2 separate regions of the Homo sapiens genome follow, and region 1 is linked to region 2. A link is an interaction called in ENCODE POLR2A ChIA-PET data of the cell type or tissue named here. Cell type or tissue: Panc1. All regions are shown on one strand. Each heading gives the region's core, and the rest is flanking DNA. Links, peaks and the distances in the headings are about the cores only. Region 1 overlaps LOC105372497 (a long non-coding RNA gene). Region 2 has its middle 5.1 kb from the start of SNPH.

Region 1 (9,075 bases), core at 1,885-6,884, 150 kb before region 2:
AAACAATAACCCCATTAAAAAATGGACAAAGAACATGAGCAGACACTTCTCAAAAGAAGATAATACAAGTGGCCAACAAACACTTGAAAAAAATATTCATCATCACCAATCATCAGAGAAATGCAAACCAAAACCACAGTGAGATACCGTCTCACACCAGTCAGAATTGCTATTATTAAAAGTCAGAAACAACAGATGCCGGCGAGGCTGCAAAGAAAAGAGAACCCTTATAAAGAGTTGCTTTATACGTTGACTTTTTTTTCTCCCTGAGAGAAATAAAGTCTTATCTACTGTTAATTTTGGGCCTTTCTGTTACATTTGTGGAAATGTAAATTAGTTCAGCCACTGTGGAAAGCAGTTTGGAGATTTCTCAAAGAACTACAAACGGAGCTACCATTTAACCCAGCAATCCCATTACTGGGTATATACCTGAAGGAAAATAAATCATTCTATCAAAAGGACACATGCACTCATATCTTTATTTCCACACTATTCACAGTAACAAAGACATGGAATCAACCTAGGTGCCATCAGTAGTGGATTATATAAAGAAAACTTGATACATATACACCATGGAATACTATGCAGCCATAAAATAGGATGAAATCGTGTCCTTTGCAGCAATATGCATGCATCTGGAGGCCATAATCCTAAGCAAATTAATGCAAGAACAGAAAACCAGATACCACATGTTCTCACTTATAAGTGGGAGTTAAACATTGGGAACAACACACACAGACATAAACATGGGAACAACACACATGAACATAAACATGGCAACAACAGACACTCCAGTAGACACAGCGGACTACTGGTGGAGAGAAATAAGGAAGGGGCGTGGGTGAAAAAACTATATGCTTACTACCCAGATGATGGGAACCATACCCCAAACCTCAGCATCATGCCATATACCCATGTAACAAATCTGTACATGTAGCCCCTGTATCTAAAATAAAAGTTAACCGTTTAAAAAAATAATAAAAATAAGTAAATCAGGAGTTCTCTTTCTATGAGAGAGGAGGCAAGAACAGTGGCTTCTTTGGTTGAATTACACTCAAACCCACAAGGCCCTATGAGGTCTTCCTAGTTTTCTCTCTACACTCTAGTCAGCTTCCCATCCCTGTTCTTGTCCAGCCTCCCTGGTTTTCCTTCTGTTCCTCTAGTGAACAGTCTTTCCTCAAGCTTCTGGTTCATGTTGTTTCTGCCTCCTAGAACAGCCTTCTCCCAGACACCTTCCCAGCTGCTCCTTTCCACTCTCAACTCTCAGCGTGACCACCTGATCTCAAGTAGCCCCCTCCTACCTCATTATTCTTTCTTAGCAGTTTTTTTCTTCACATCACATTATTTTATAATCAGTATGTATTTGCTTGTTAATTTGTTTTTTGTCTTGTTTTGTTTCTAACATAAACAGAAATGGGAACTTCTCTTTTGCTCCCCACAAAACAACCAGAGCGTGGAACATATGAAGTAAAGAATAATATTTATTGAATGAAGACATGAATTGTGAGTAGTGTTATTAACTCCTTTGCCAAGAGTCCACAACTCTCTAGTGGTAGAAGAGACCTGGGAGAAAAAATGCAGATCCATGAGGGCTTTGTAGCAGGAATCTTTTAATTGCAAATGATGGAAACACAACTCAAACTGCCTTAACCAAAGGGAGAGTATATTGGTTCACAAAACTGGAAATTCCATAGCTGTTCCGGCATGGTTGGGTGCCTGAGTAACAGGATGTAGGGCTGATGGTGGAGGATGTGCTGCAGGCTAGGAAAGAGGGCAGCCAGGATGACCCATTGTCAGACGTCCAGACAGTGTCCTCAGGGATCTGTCCTTGCCTCAGGCTCTCAACCCTGCTAGCATTATCTTGACCTCTTTGCCAGATGACTTACCCCTATGGTGGCAAGATGATCATCAGCAGCTACTGTATTACATCCTTTCCAGCTTCCTCTGCTTTCACAGAGGTTCCAGCAACAATCCCAGAGCTGCCTCTCATTGCTCAAATGGAGTCATATGACGCTGCCTAAACCAATCACTGTAGCCAGGGAGATGAAGTTTACTGATGGGCTGAGCCTTGAAGCTGGGGATGGGGAGTGGACTTAGGGGCAGTTGGGAGGGGACTCCCTAAAGGAAAATCTGGGTGCTGTTCCTTCAAGATGAGAGCATGAGACTGAGATGACAGGTGCGTGGCAGACCCCAACCTGACATAACTAAGACAGCCCTCCCCTCCCTGGCTCCTCAGCTCCCTGGCAGCATCCTCACTACTCTCTTTCCCAGCCTCCAGCACATCCTCCACCATCACCCCTAGACTCAGTGGCTTCTTGTTCATCTCCTTGGCTTTCCAAGTGGAAGGGGGTAGCATAAGTGCAGCCTGAGGCAGCAAAAAGAGCACTGGGTGGGGATTCCAAAGCCTGCCCCAATTCTGGGTCAGCCAAGCATCCCTGTGTGACTTTGGGCTAGTTTCTGCCCCTCTCTGGGCCCCAGGGACCAATTGGCAAAGACCTGATGACCTCTTCCTTGAGGCCAATCTTGCAGTCTCAAGAGGGTCTCCAGAAGGGCAGGGGCAACTTCTAAGGGCATCTTCCCCTTCTGGGATGGGAAAACTGAGGCTGGCCTCACAATCTCTTCAGCCACTTTCACACCAGGAAGGCAGGAAACACGTATAACCCTGTGATTTGCAGCCCTGTGCAAGCTGGGGACAGGGTTTCAAATCCATACTCTCTCCAGGTTCAGTTATCTCCACCCTGCAAAGGGACTGGCAAAGCCCCATCTGTGCACAGGCCATCACTAGCACACCACACTGTGCCTGTCATTCCCTGCCTTTTCTCACCCAGATGACTCAAAGGATCTTTGTCTTTTTCTGTAGTAACCCTGCAGGCCTAGGTGGGAGCTTCCAGTGCCTCTTGTCATCATTCTGGTATGTCCAGGAAGTGGGAGGTGGCACCAATGTGTAGCCACCCTGCCTGAGCCCACCAGCCTTGGAGTCAGAACACCCTGGGGTAAATCCTGGCTCAGCTCTTCTCAGCTATGTGATCTCGGTAAGTGGCTTTGCTTCTCAGGGCTTCAGGCTCCTCCTCTAATTCCCACCGCACAGCGCTGTGGTGAGCCTGAGCAAGATGAGCATGTCAGTGTCTGGCGCAGAACGGGCATGCAAGAAGCATTGGTTTTCTTAGCTCCCAGGGTCATCTGGAAAAACCAGTTGGTTTCTTACCACCAAGAGGCAGTGCTTTTTTGTAGTAAGAAACCAATTTCAAAGGCCAGAGAGTTGGGTTCAAATCCTGACTCCCCACTTACCAGCAGTGATTCTACAGATGTTATTTCACCTCTTGGAGCTCAGTTTACCCATCTGTAGAATAAGGATGATAAACTTATCACAAGGGGCTATGGTGAGGAATAAGTGGGGTCTCGAGAGTACCTGTCATGCAGTTGGTGCCCAGAATTGCTGTTCCCTTCACAAAGGCCCCTGGTCAACTGGGCAAGCCACATGCCTGCATTTGTCTCTCAGGAGGGATATTAATCATTTATTCAACAAACATGTCCTGAGCTCCTACTAGGTGCCAGGCACTATTCAGCAGTGAGCAAGACATAAATTGCTCTGCCCTCATGGGGTTCACATTCCGGTGTAATTACAGGCAAAAAATAATAAATGAAAGTACGATGTGCATTGGAAGGGAGGAGGCACAGAGTACCATGGGAAAGGTCATAACAGAGGCCTTCACCTGGCCCCAGCAGTCAGGGAAACCTCCTGGAGGAGGTGATGTTTTAACTGAAGTGGGAAGGATGAGTTGGAGGTACCCAGGTGAAAATGGGAAGAAGGAGGCATGTCTGGGCAGAGAAGACAGCATCAACAAAGGCCTTGAGAGAAGACCATGAGGAGAGTTAGAAGAACTATTAAAAGCCAACAGGCTGAATAAAGAAAGTTGTGGAGAGATGGGGGCTAGATCCAGGGCTGGGAGGTCAGGAGAGGCCAGACGCTACAGGATCTCCTGAACATGGTGCAGAATCTGGACTTAGTCCTGAGGCAACAGGGAGCCCCTCTACTTGGAGGAATCACACTCTGAGCCCCTACTGTGTGCCTAGCCAGTGAGGAGACAACTACCACCCACTTTTGCAAAAGGCTGTGATTAGGCAGGAAATATGGGTCTTAGAACCCTGCTGAGAAGGTCAGGCTGGCTTCCCGGAAGAAGTGCTGTCTGACCAGGGACTTAAAGCGTGAGCATGAGTCACCCAGACTGAGGTCTTCCAGGCTGAGGGAACAGCATCTGCACAGGCTTCGTGTCAAGAGGGAATGCAATGAGTCAGGGGAGCTGCAGGACAGGACTGAGCATGAGTCAGAGAGGCCAGATCAAAGTATCTCCTATGCCAGGGAAAAGAATGCTGGCTTTTGAGGGCAGTGGGGGACCATAGAAGGCTCTACAGGGAGGTGCATGGTCAGGGTGAATTTGTAGAAGATCATCTCAGCTACACGATGGCAAATGGATTAGATGTGGCAGAGTGAAGCCGGGAAACCGTGAGGAGACTGGGTCAGAGACACGGGGATACTCTCAATTCCTTGGCAAGTCCTGGTGGCTCCAGCTTCAACACTGATTGGAATCTAACCCTTCCCCCCACCTCCATTGCCCTGTCTCATGCAAATATTTCCATTCAATATATTTCTAGAAGCAGATTTACTGGATCAGAAAGTAGGCAGATGTATTTTGCTTCTTTTTTTAATTAAAATATTTATTGAAATAATTACAGACTCCAAGAAATAATACAGACACATCCCATATATGCCCTTTACCTAGTTTCCCCCAATGATAACGTTTTGCAAAACTGTAGTATAATATCATGACCAGGATATTTTCATTGATAGAATCCACCCATCTTATTCAGATTTTCCCACTTTTACGTGTACTCGTGTGTGTGTGGTGTGTATTTAGTTCTATGCAAATTTTATCACAGGCATAGGTGTGTGTATTCACCACTGTAATCACGATAGATACCTTCATCATCACAAAGATATCAAAGACTTTATCCTTTCATAAGCATCCCGTTTTCTTCCTTCAGCCACTCCCTACCCATCCTTAAGCGCTGACAACCACTAACTAATCTGATCTCCATTTTAAAATTTTTATTATTGCAAAAATAAATATTTGTGGAGTAAATATTAATGGAATCCTACAGTATGTAACCTTTTGCAGTTGGCTTTTGTTCACGCAGCATAATTCCTTGCAGATTCATCCAAGTTGTTGCACATACCAACAGTTCATTGCTTTTTATTGCTAAGGAGTGTTTAATGACATATATATACTGCAGCTTGCTGAACTATTCACCCACTGAAAGACTTCTGGGTTGTTTCTAGTTATTAGTTCCTATGAATAAAGCTACCGTGAACATAGGTGTACAGATTTTCGAGTGAACATGTTTTCAATTCTCTGAAATGCTCAAGAGTGCAGTTGCTAGATCATATCGTAGTTGCATGTTTAGTTTTATAAGAAACTACCAAGCTGTATTGATTATTGTAGCTATAAAGTAAACCTTAATATTGAGTAGATTGATTCCTTCCACTTTATTCCTCTTTGTTGAGGTTATTTTAGCTATTCTAGAGACTATACCTGTCCTTATAAATTGGAAAATAAACTTATCTATATCTACAAAAAATCTTGCTGGGATTTTGATATGAACATTGAACCTACAGATAAATTTGGGGAAAACTGATATCTTTACTATGTTGAGACTTCCAATCTGTAAACACAGTATGTATTTTCATTTACTTATTTATATCTTTTATTTCTTTTATCTGGTATTTTATAATTTTCAGCATACATATGCTATGCATGTTTTGCTAAATATTTCATTTTCTTTGGAGAGATTATAAGTGGTATTGTGGTTTAAAGTTTTGTTCCATAGATTCACTGCTAGTGTATAGAAATGTCACTGATGTTTGTGTGTTTATCTAGTGTCTTATGACCTTGTAAACTCACTTTTTAGTTGGAGTTTGTTTGTTGCATTTTAAATTCCTCTAGATTTTCTACATAGTCAAACAGGTTACCTATAAATAGTACAGTTTTCTGTCTTCCTTTGTGACGTGGGGCATTTTATTTCTTTTTCTTCCCTTGTTGCAGGGGCTAGACCTTCCAGTATCGTGTAGAATAACAGCGGTGAGGCAGAACATCCTTGTTTCCGTCTTAGGAGGAAAGCGCCATTAGGAAAGCATCATAAGAGGAAAGCAGTCTTTCACCATTACGTATATTAGCTGTGGATTTTTTTGTTTTGTATAATTGTTTTACATGTTCTTTATCAAGTTGAAATAATTTTGCACTATTTATGACTTGCTGGGAGACTTAATGAGTTTTGGATTTTGTCAAATGCTTTCTTTTTGCATCAATTCATATGATTATATGCTTTTCTTTCCTTGGCTTGTTGATATGGTGGATTGATTGATTTTTGAATGTTGAACTACCATAGCTGTAATAAATCTAACTTGATAATGGTGAATAATTATTTTTATGCATTGTTGGATTTGGCTTGCTTATATTTTGTCAAGGATTTTTGCATCAGAATTAATAAGAGATACTGGTCTGTAATTTTCTTTCTTTTTATTTCGTCTCATAATATTGGCCTCATGAAATGAATTGAGAAGTGTTTCCTCTGCTTCTATTTTTTGGAGGAGATTGTGTAAAATTGGTGTTGTGTTTTTCAAATGTTTGGTAGAATTATCCAGCTTGGAGCATTTTAATTATGAATTCAGTTATTTTAATGAATTTTTTTTTTTTTTGAGACAGAGTCTCGCTTTGTCACCCAGGCTGGAGTGTAATGGCACGATCTTGGCTCCCAACCTCCACCTCCCAGGTTCAAGTGATTCTCCTACCTCAGCCTCCTGAGTAGTGGGATTACAGGCATCTGCCACCATGCCCAGCTAATTTTTGAATTTTTAGTAGAGACAGGGTTTCACCAGGTTGGCCAGGCTGGTCTCAAACTCCTGACCTCAGGTGATCCACCAGCCTCAGCCTCCCAAAGTGCTGGGATTACAGGCATGAACCACCGTGCCTGGCCATTTTAATGATTTTAGGACTGACCAAACTATCTGTTTCATCCTGGTTGGGTTTTGGAAGTTTTTTTTTATTTTTTAGGAATTGTTTCATTTCTTCTAAGTTATCAAATTTATGAGCATCAATGTATTTACAGTATTTCCTTATTATCTTTTTAAAGGCTACAAGATCTATATTGGCATTCCCTGTTTCTTTGTGGTACTAGTGATTTGTATCTTCTTTTTGTTTTCCATCTTGCTAGAGGCTTATCAATTTTATTTATTTTTTAATAAATCAGCTTTTTTGCAGTTTTTCTAGTTTTTCTGTTTTTGATTTTATTTATATCTGCCCTGAATTTTACTGTTTCTTTCCTTATGCTAGTTTTGAATTTATGTTGCTCTTGTTTTTCTAGTTTCTAGAGGTACTAACTTAAATTGCTAATTTGAGACCTTTCATCTTTTCTAGTTAAGCATTTAGTGCTATAAATTTTCCTCTCAGCATTACTTTTGCTGCATCCCACATATTTTGATATCTTGTATTTTTACTTTTATTTGGTTTTATGTAGTTTTTAAATTTCCCTTTAAACTTCTTCTTTGAGCCATAGATTATTTAGAAGTATGTTGTTTACTTTCCACATGTTTAGAGATTTTCTGCCTTTATGCTATTGATTTGTAGGCTTATTCCATTTTTGTCAGAGAACATACTCTATAATTATAATTCTTTTAAATTTGCTGAGGTTTCTTTCATGGTCCAGGATATGTCTATGTTGGTATATACTTCTTGGGTTCTTGAAACTAATTATATTCTGTGTTGTTGGTTGGAGTATTTTATACATGCCTATTAGATACCGTTGTTTAATGGTGTTGTTCAGATCCTCTAAATCCTCACTGATTTTCTACCTAGTAGTTCAATTGATTGTTGAGATTGGGTTGTTTATGCCCCTGACTGTAATTGTGGACTTGTCTATTTCTCCTTTCAGTTTTATTAGCTTTGGCTTTACATATTTAAGTCTCTGTTGCTTGGTGCCTGCACATTTAATATTGTTTTGTCTTCCTAGTGGATTGATCCTTTTATTCTTATGTAATATCCCTCTTTGACTCTAGTAAATTTCATGGTTCTGAAGTCCACTGTATCTGATATTCATTTAGCCACTTCTATTTTTTAAACTAAAATTTGCATAATATATCTTATTATATCGCTTACTTTCAGCCACCTAAATTGTTGAATTTGAAATGAGTTTATCATAAACAACATATATACCCTGCCAATCTGTCTTTTGATTGTTATATTTAATAATTTAAGATTGTCAAGATGACAGGTGTTGAGATGGTCAGTTAGGACAATAAGCCAAATGAAATTAATAGTCAAGACTTTGTTCACTTACTAGGATAGTGAAGTCCAGAGACAAAGAAAAAAAAATGTGTTGGCTTTCCAGTGTTCCATTTTCCCACATAGGACAGCATCAGGTGAAGGTCAGGAGGATCAGTGAAGACAGGAAGATTATCTCACTAACAAGGAGCCCTGAACAAGAAGCTACTGCCATTTTAGAATTTGTTTTTCCATTTCTGCTAAAAATGCCATTCGGATTTTGATAAAGATTTTATTGAATGTTTAGATCAGTTTGAAGAGTGTTGTCATTTAAAAAATATTAGGTCTTCTAATCCATGAACATAGTATATGTCTACATTTATTTATACATTTTCATGTTTTCCAGCAATGTTTTGTAGTTTTCAGTGTACAAGTCTTGCATTTCTTTTGTTAAATTTATATCTAATTATTTTATTATTTTCAATAGTATTATAAAGAGATTTGGTTTTTAATTTCATGTTCAGATTATTCATTGCTGGTATATAGGTATACAAATATTTTTGTATATTTATATTGTATCTTACAACTTTGCTGAGCTTGTTTATTAGCTCTAATAGTTTTTTGTGTATTCCTTAGTATCGTCTATATGCAAGATCATGTCATATGCATATAGAAATGGTTTTACCTCTCCCTTTTAAATCTGGATGCCTTTTAGCTTCTTTTATTACCTTATTGCATTGGCCAGAGCCTCCAGTACAAT
Region 2 (9,075 bases), core at 1,762-6,761:
GTCACAGGGAAAACAAGAAGACCAAAAAGTCCAAAAAACTGGATTTTCTGCCTAGCCCTTCCATTTCTAGCCATACAACTTTAGATAAGTTAACTCACTTTCTGGGCTTGGTTTCTTATCTGCTTCATGTGTGGGAAGTAGGTGGAGTGGGAATGGGCTCCTTCTTTCTGAACCAGGCCTGTCTGATCTGTCATTACTCTGCTCTAAACCATCCAGTGGTTTTCTGTATCGCTCTCCGCCACATGCCCTCATCTTACTCCAGCTCTCTGACTTCATCTTGCGTGGCTCTCCCCATCACTCACTTTTCTCCCATCAAGCTGTCCTTCTTGCTGAGGCCTCACTGCTGGGCCTTTGCATTTGCTGTCCCCTTTGCCTAGAACACACCAGAGAGCCACATGGTTCAATCCTTCCTTTCCTCCAGGTCTCTGCTCAAATGTTACTGTCTCAGAGAGGGCTTCCTTAACCATTCTACATAAAATACTAACTCCCTCCTCTCCACCTCCTTTGCCCCTAGTTTTGCTACACTTAATTACCAGCTGACATAGTGTATATTTACTATGTGTCATTTATCACTCCCACTAGAATGTACACTTCATGAGGGAAGGAACTTTGTTTTTTTCCCTTGCTGTATTTCCAGTGCCCAGAGCAGTGCCTAACACATAGTAGGAGCTCAATAAATATTGACTAAGTGAATGAGAAAGCAAGCACACATTGTGCCAGGCCCCAGTCTTCTATGGGAACACTAGGCCAGATGCCATCCTGGAAGTCCTTTTGTCTTAAGTCTCTTAAGGCTCTTAAGTCCTTAAGTCTGTTTACTCTCGCCGGTGCTGAACTTGGTACCCTCTACTCTCTGCCCCAAGCTGACTTTTCCAAGAGAAGAATTTGTAAAGTGACTTCACTGATTTACATCATGACTCTGCAGTACTGGCCTGGTGAGAAACAGTTAATATTGATAATGTACATGAAAAAATAATTATTTTAAGTTTACTGTTGCTTTTCACAGTCAAATCTTTTCCTGTATCTCTGAGCTGCAATAAATCCATTACTTTTTTTGCAACAAATGCTAATAAATTTTGGAGAGGACATTGATTCTATTTTCTCCTGTATTCCGTTAAACCATATCCTATCAGATAGCCATTATTATATTATGTTTTCTAGAAAAACATGGCAGAGCAATTTAGCAGGAATAGGAAACTAGTTGAAAAAGCCATGTGAAATGTTGAGGTCTTCTGTCCAAAACACCTAATGCTATATTAGCAAGTTAATTGATAAAATGTTTTATCTGCTCTAATGCTCACTGAAATTATATAAGTGACATTTTTACACTTAAAAGTGAAACCAAAGGAAGCCATGTAATTATTACATGTTTAGAAGGAGAACATTTCTGAGATTGTCATTAAAATATTTTTTTGTCTGTTCCCATGCTGTTTTGTTTATTAATAGAGATGGGGCTTTACTATGTCGCCCAGGCTGGTCTCCAACTCCTGGGCTTAAGCAATCCTCAGCCTCCCAAAGTGCTGGGATTACAGGCTTGAGCCACCATGCCTGGCTGTCCCATCCTCATGTGTGTATGTGTGTGGGGTTTTGTGTGGGGGTTTTTTTGGGTTTTTTTTTTTTTTTGCTTGGTACTTAGAAGACTACATTTCCCAGAAATCTCCACAAGGAACTTCCCCAAAGCAAGACAGTGACTTCACTCACATTACTCCCATCTGGAATGGTGTTAGCTAGTAAAGTATTCTCTTTATCATCAGGAAGCAGATGATTGAGAAGAGAACTGGTGTTTAGTTATAATGTAAATTGCAACAAATGAGGATTATAAGTATAAAACAAAATTATTCCTAATAAATTAGTAATTTTGTTTTGTTTTGGACTAGTTGAAAATACATTAAAAATTTTTTTAGTTTCAAAAACAATTGTATTCCAATTCTGGCTAAGCATACTCTCCCACAGAATGCAGCAATAAAACCTGAACAAAATGCATGTAGCAGCTATTTGAGGATTCTGAAGACAAAATACTAGCAGGCACACTGGGGAAGAAGCCAGAATTTGATATACCCTACCACTGAACTAGTGGTGAATTTATCATCTTTATTTCTTCCTATAACTCCTGTCCTGGTCTCAAGGCAGATCAAAATCTGGAATTGGGGCTCAATAAAGAGAAAGCTCCCAAAGAATCTCCCTAGTTTTGACTTGAAGATCAGGAAAAGGGACTTCTGATGCGCAGAGTATGTGGGAGATATCATTGTTCTTTTCCTTTCAAATCTTTTCTCCATTGTCTCATGACCCAGGCCCTAGGCCATCCTGCAGTGGTGTCTGTGACAGCAGGAACCCACAGGTGCCTAAAACTCTGAGGGAGGAGAAACTTCTTCAATAAAAGTAGCTGTAGTCCTGAGGGAGGGTGAGCCCCTGTTGTTGTTTTTTTGTCACTGTCCTCCTACCTCCTGGTCCCAGATGCAAGTTCAACTGTGGAAAGTAGGCAGCAAAGTGGAACAGAGTAAATAAAGCTCCAAACTCCAGCATTCTGGTGAACCCCAGAGAGAATAAATCAAATGATGATAATGATAATAATAATAGTTTTCAGTTACTGCTGAAAATTAAAAACAAAACAAGATCTTTAAAGCAGTCAGAGAAAAATGATGCATTAATAATACAGGAATAGGCTGGATGCAGTGGCTCACACTTGTAATCCCTGCACTTTGGGAGGCCAAGAGGCAGATTGCTTGAGCCCAGGAGTTTGAGACCAGCTTGGGCAACACGGCGAGACCCCACCTCTATAAAAAATACAAAAATCAGCTGTGTGTAGTGGCGTTTGCCTGTAGTCCCAGCTACTCGGGAGACTGAGGTGGGAGGATTGCTGGAGCCCGGGAGGTCGAGGTTGCAGTGAGCTATGACTGACTGTACCACTGCACTGTAGCCTGGGTGACAGAGCAAGATCCTGTGTCAAAAAAAAAAAAAAAATACAGGAATAATAATTTAAATAACTGTTGATTTCTTATCAGAAACCATGGAGGGCAGAAGAAAACAGAACAATTTTTTTTAATTGCTTAAAGAAAAGAGTTGTCAACCAGGATTTTGTACCCAGCAAAAATATCCTTCAGAAATGAAAGTGAAATAAACACATTCTCCAATTAAGGAAAATGAAGATAATCCATTGCCAGCACACTTGCTCTAAAAGAACTACTGAATTAAGTTCTTCAGACAAAAGGGACATTACATTAGAAAGAAATTTGGAACATCAAGAAGGAAGGAGAACAAAAATGGTAAATATTTGAGTAAATGTAATAGGCTATTCTTCTCTTGATCTTTTAAAACATGTTTGACAGTGGAAAGCAACAATTGTTGATGGGGGTTCAATGTGTGTAGATAAGACTAGTACAATATAAAGGAGGAGTATGTATATTCCTTTACAATATAAAGGGACCTATATGGTGTAAGATTTTTACACTCCTCTTGAAGTGGTAAAATATCAATTCTAAGTAGAGCATGAAAAGTTAAGTATGTATTTTGTAACCCCTAGAATAGCTATTTTTAAAATCTATGACAAAAAATATAGTAAAAAAAAAAAAAAAAAAACACCATAGGCCGGGTGCACTGGCTCATGCCTGTAATCCTGGCACTTTGGGAGGTAGAGGTGGGTGGATCACTTGAGGCCAGGAGTTCAAGATGAGCCTGTCCAACAGGTCTCTATTAAAAATATAAAACTTGGTCTGTACTAAAAATACAAAAATTAGCTGAGTGGGGTGGTTGTATACCTGTAATCTCAGCTACTCAGGAGGCTGAGGCATGGGAATTGCTTGAATCCAGGAGGGAGAGGTTGCAGTGAGCTAAGACTGCACCTCTGTACTCCAGCCTGGGCAACAGAGTGAGACTCTGTCAAAAAAAAAAAAAAAGAAGAAGAAGAAATAAAAATGGAATTCCAAATATTCCAAAAGAAGACAAGAAAGGGGAAAACAGAGGAATAAAAAATAAAGGGAACAAACAGTAAAAAAAATAAAATAAAATCCAAAAATCCTAAATAAATAAAATCTGAAATCCAAAAATGTCAATAATTACATTAAATATAAGTGATCTAAACACTTCAATTAAAACAGAGGTTATCCGAATGGATAAAAAAATGACTTTATTTGATGCAGTCTATAAGAAATTCACTTTAACTATAATGAATGATATAGGTAGGCTAAAAGTAAAAGATAAAAAAAGATATACCATACAAATACTTATCAAAGGAAAGCTGGAATAACTATATTAATATTAGAAAAAGTAGACTACAGAGCAAAAAATATTACCAGGAATAAAGAGAATTATTATAAAATAATAAAAGGGTCATTTCACCAAGAAGATGTAATAATTATAAATGTATATAACCTAATAAAAGAACTTCAAAATATATAAAGCAAAAACTGACAGAATGGAAAAGAGAAATAAACAGATCCACAATTATAGCTGGAGACACAAACACTTTTTCTCAGTAATTGATAGAACTAGTAGACAAAATAAACAAGGATGTAGAAGAACTAAACAACACTATGAACTAACTAGGTCCAACTGACATTTATAGAACACTCCACCTAACAAATGCAGAACAGAATTGATCCTTGAACAACACAGCTTTGAACTGTGTGTGTCCATTTCCATGTGGATTTTCTTCTGACTCTGCCATCTCCGAGACAGCAACACTAACTCCTCTTCCTCCTTCTCCTCCTCAGCCTACTCAGTGTGAAGACCATGAAGATGAAGACCTTTATGTTGATCCACTTCCACTTAATGAATAGAAAATATATTTATCTTCCTTATGATTTTCTTAATAACATTTTCTTTTCTCTAGCTTGCTTTATTGTAAGAATATAGTATATAATACATATACAACACATGTGCTAATTGACTGTTTATGTTATAGGTAAGACTTCTGGTCAACAGTAGGCTATTAGTAGTTAAGTTTTTGGGGAGTCAAAATGTATACACAAATTTTCAACTTAGTATAGGGTCATAAAATAAATCTTAATGAATCTGAAATAATTGAAATCATTTAAAGTATGTTCTCTTACCATAATGGAATTAAACTCAAAATCAATTACTGGAAATATCCCTTCGAAACTGAACATCCTATACCTCCAAATAATTTGCAGGTAAAAGACCTGCAAGTCTCAAGGGAAATTAGAAAATATTTTTAACAGAACAAAAGTGAAGATACAACGTATAAGTATCTGTGTGATGCAGCTAAAGCAGTGCCAAGAAGGAAACAGAGCTTTATGTGTTTATATTAGAAAAGAGGGAAGATCTCAAACCAGTTACCTAGAAGGAAACAGAGCTTTATGTGTTTATATTAGAAAAGAGGAAAGACCCCAAATCAGTTACCTAGAAGGAAACAGAGCTTTATGTGTTTATATTAGAAAAGAGGGAAGATCTCAAATCAGTTGCCTAGAAGGAAACAGAGCTTTATGTGTTTATATTAGAAAAGAGGGAAGATCTCAAACCAGTTACCTAGAAGGAAACAGAGCTTTATGTGTTTCTATTAGAAAAGAGGGAAGATACCAAATCAGTTACCAAGAAGCAGAGCTTTATGTGTTTATATTAGAAAAGAGGGAAGATCTCAAATCAGTTACCTAGAAGGAAACAGAGCTTTATGTGTTTATATTAGAAAAGAGCGAAGATCTCAAATCAGTTACCTAGAAGGAAACAGAGCTTTATGTGTTTATACTAGAAAAGAGGGAAGATCCCAAATCAGTTACCTAGAAGGAAACAGAGCTTTATGTGTTTATATTAGAAAAGAGGGAAGATCTCAAACCAGTTACCTAGAAGGAAACAGAGCTTTATGTGTTTATATTAGAAAAGAGGGAAGATCTCAAACCAGTTACCTAGAAGGAAACAGAGCTTTATGTGTTTATATTAGAAAAGAGGGAAGATCTCAAACCAGTTACCTAGAAGGAAACAGAGCTTTATGTGTTTATATTAGAAAAGAGGGAAGATCTCAAACCAGTTACCTAGAAGGAAACAGAGCTTTATGTGTTTATATTAGAAAAGAGGGAAGATCTCAAATCAGTTACCTAGAAGGAAACAGAGCTTTATGTGTTTATATTAGAAAAGAGGGAAGATCTCAAATCAGTTACCTAGAAGGAAACAGAGCTTTATGTGTTTATATTAGAAAAGAGGGAAGATCTCAAATCAGTTACCTAGAAGGAAACAGAGCTTTATGTGTTTATATTAGAAAAGAGGGAAGATCCCAAATCAGTTACCAAGAAGGAAACAGAGCTTTATGTGTTTATATTAGAAAAGAGGGATGATCCCAAATCAGTTACCTAGAAGGAAACAGAGCTTTATGTGTTTATATTATAAAAGAGGGAAGATCTCAAACCAGTTACCAAGAAGGAAACAGAGCTTTATGTGTTTATATTAGAAAAGAGGGAAGATACCAAATCAGTTACCAAGAAGCAGAGCTTTATGTGTTTATATTAGAAAAGAGGGAAGATCTCAAACCAGTTACCTAGAAGGAAACAGAGCTTTATGTGTTTATATTAGAAAAGAGGGAAGATCCCAAATCAGTTACCTAGAAGGAAACAGAGCTTTATGTGTTTATATTAGAAAAGAGGGAAGATCTCAAATCAGTTACCTAGAAGGAAACAGAGCTTTATGTGTTTATATTAGAAAAGAGGGAAGATCCCAAATCAGTTACCAAGAAGGAAACAGAGCTTTATGTGTTTATATTAGAAAAGAGGGATGATCCCAAATCAGTTACCTAGAAGGAAACAGAGCTTTATGTGTTTATATTATAAAAGAGGGAAGATCTCAAACCAGTTACCAAGAAGGAAACAAGAGCTTTATGTGTTTATATTAGAAAAGAGGGAAGATACCAAATCAGTTACCAAGAAGCAGAGCTTTATGTGTTTATATTAGAAAAGAGGGAAGATCTCAAACCAGTTACCTAGAAGGAAACAGAGCTTTATGTGTTTATATTAGAAAAGAGGGAAGATCCCAAATCAGTTACCTAGAAGGAAACAGAGCTTTATGTGTTTGTATTAGAAAAGAGGGAAGATCCCAAATCAGTTACCTAGAAGGAAACAGAGCTTTATGTGTTTGTATTAGAAAAGAGGGAAGATCCCAAACCAGTTACCTAGAAGGAAACAGAGCTTTATGTGTTTGTATTAGAAAAGAGGGAAGATCTCAAATCAGTTACCTAGAAGGAAACAGAGCTTTATGTGTTTATATTAGAAAAGAGGGAAGATCTCAAATCAGTTACCTAGAAGGAAACAGAGCTTTATGTGTTTATATTAGAAAAGAGGGAAGACCCCAAATCAGTTACCTAGAAGGAAACAGAGCTTTATGTGTTTATATTAGAAAAGAGGGAAGATCTCAAATCAGTTACCTAGAAGGAAACAGAGCTTTATGTGTTTATATTAGAAAAGAGGGAAGATCTCAAACCAGTTACCTAGAAGGAAACAGAGCTTTACGTGTTTATATTAGAAAAGAGGAAAGATCTCAAATCAGTTACCTAGAAGGAAACAGAGCTTTATGTGTTTATGTTAGAAAAGAGGGAAGATCTCAAATCAGTTATCTAAGCCTCCACCTTAATAAAACTAGAAAGAGCAAAATAAGCCCAAAGCAAGCCAAAGGACAATAATAATAAATGTAAAAGCAGGAATAAATGAAATGAAACAGAAAGCAGAAAAACAAAAGAGAAAATCTTTTAAAAGATCAATAAAATTAATAAGCCTCTAGCACAACTGAAAAGAGAAAACATATTAACAATGTCTGAAATGAAAGAGGGGTTATTACTATGGACCCCACAGACATTAAAAGGATAATAAGGGAATACTCTGAACAATTCTACACACATAAACTCACAAAAGTAGATGAAATAGACCAATTACTTAAAATAAGAAACTACCCAAACTCATTCAAAATGAAATAGGTAACTGAATAGTCCTACAACTAAAAAATTAAATTCATGGTTAAAAAAACTTTACAAAATATAAATATCCAGATCCACATTGTTTATGGGTGAATTCTATCAACTATTTCAAGAAGAAATAACACAAATATACACAATCTATTGTAGAAGAATAGAATATGAAGAAACACTTTCTAAGTTATTTTATGAGGCCAGTATAACCCTGATATCAAAACCAGAAAAAGACAGTAAAAGAAAAATACAGACCAATATCAGATGCAAAAATCCTTAATAAACTATTAGGAAATCCCCATGAAAGGATATTCAACATAATTAGTCATTAGGAAAATGCAAATCAAAACCATGAGATACTCACTAGGATGGCTATAATTTTTAAAAAGGAAAATAACAAGTATTGTCAAGGATATTAAGAAATTGGAACTCTGATATATTGCTGGTAGAAATGTACAATAGTGCAGCTACTTTGGAAAACAGTTTGACAGCTCCTCAAAAAGTTAAACATAAAGTTATCACATGACCTGGCAATTCCATGCCTAGGTATATAACCAAGAAAAATCAAAACTTATATACACAAAAACTTATATACTAATGTTGATAGCAGCATTATTCATAGTAGTTAAAAAGTGGAAACAATCAACATGTCCATCAGCTGATGAGTGGATAAACAAAATATGGTATATCCATACAATGGAATATTATTTGGCCATAAAAAGGAATGATGTAAAGATACATTCTAAAACATGGATAAAACCTGAAACTTTTATACTAGGTGAAAGGACCAGATACAAAAGGCAAAACATTGCCAGGAGTGGTGGCTCACACCTGTAATCCCAGCACTTTGGGAGGCCAAGGCAGGTGGATCATTTGAGGTCAGGAGTTCGAGTCTAGCCTGGCCAACATGGTGAAACCCCATCTCTACTAAAAATACAAAAACATTAGCTGGGCATGGTGGCATGCCCCTGTAATCCCAGTTACTCAGGAGGCTGAGGCAGGAGAATTGCTTGAACCTGGGAGGTCGATGCTGCAGTGAGCCAAGATCGTGCCACTGCAACTCCAGCTTGGGTAAAAAAAAAAAAAGGCAAAACATTGTTCAATTCCATTTATGTAAAATAAAAACACCTGGAACTAATTTTTGAGTTTAGCAAGGTCATAGGATACAAGATTAATCT

Evidence for each region. ChIA-PET counts read pairs that join two places held together with the same protein. Peaks named below come from ENCODE experiments on the same cell type or tissue, not always from the same donor. Only the 100,000 strongest peaks of a DNase experiment are listed, where the experiment ranks them.
Region 1: POLR2A ChIA-PET joins it to region 2 with 8 read pairs; 3 of 35 experiments call an interaction of 5 or more read pairs at or near these places.

What each region holds. Positions count from the first base shown.
Region 1 is chr20:1,411,341-1,420,415 of GRCh38, reverse strand. It overlaps LOC105372497 (a long non-coding RNA gene), which reads left to right. Exons shown (of 6, transcript XR_937193.3): 2 at 1,412-1,503; 3 at 2,861-3,032; 4 at 6,102-9,075. Among named protein-coding and RNA genes, the nearest start is that of FKBP1A-SDCBP2, 23 kb to the right of the region's middle. RefSeq lists an enhancer at 3,284-4,483. In Panc1, for the core only: no CTCF peak of the experiment used is centred there; DNase peaks (open chromatin) are centred at 4,255, 4,795, 5,316 and 6,065; H3K4me3 peaks cover 1,211 bases; H3K27ac peaks cover 5,000 bases.
Region 2 is chr20:1,256,612-1,265,686 of GRCh38, reverse strand. No RefSeq gene overlaps it. Among named protein-coding and RNA genes, the nearest start is that of SNPH, 5.1 kb to the left of the region's middle. In Panc1, for the core only: no CTCF peak of the experiment used is centred there; no DNase peak of the experiment used is centred there; H3K27me3 peaks cover 525 bases.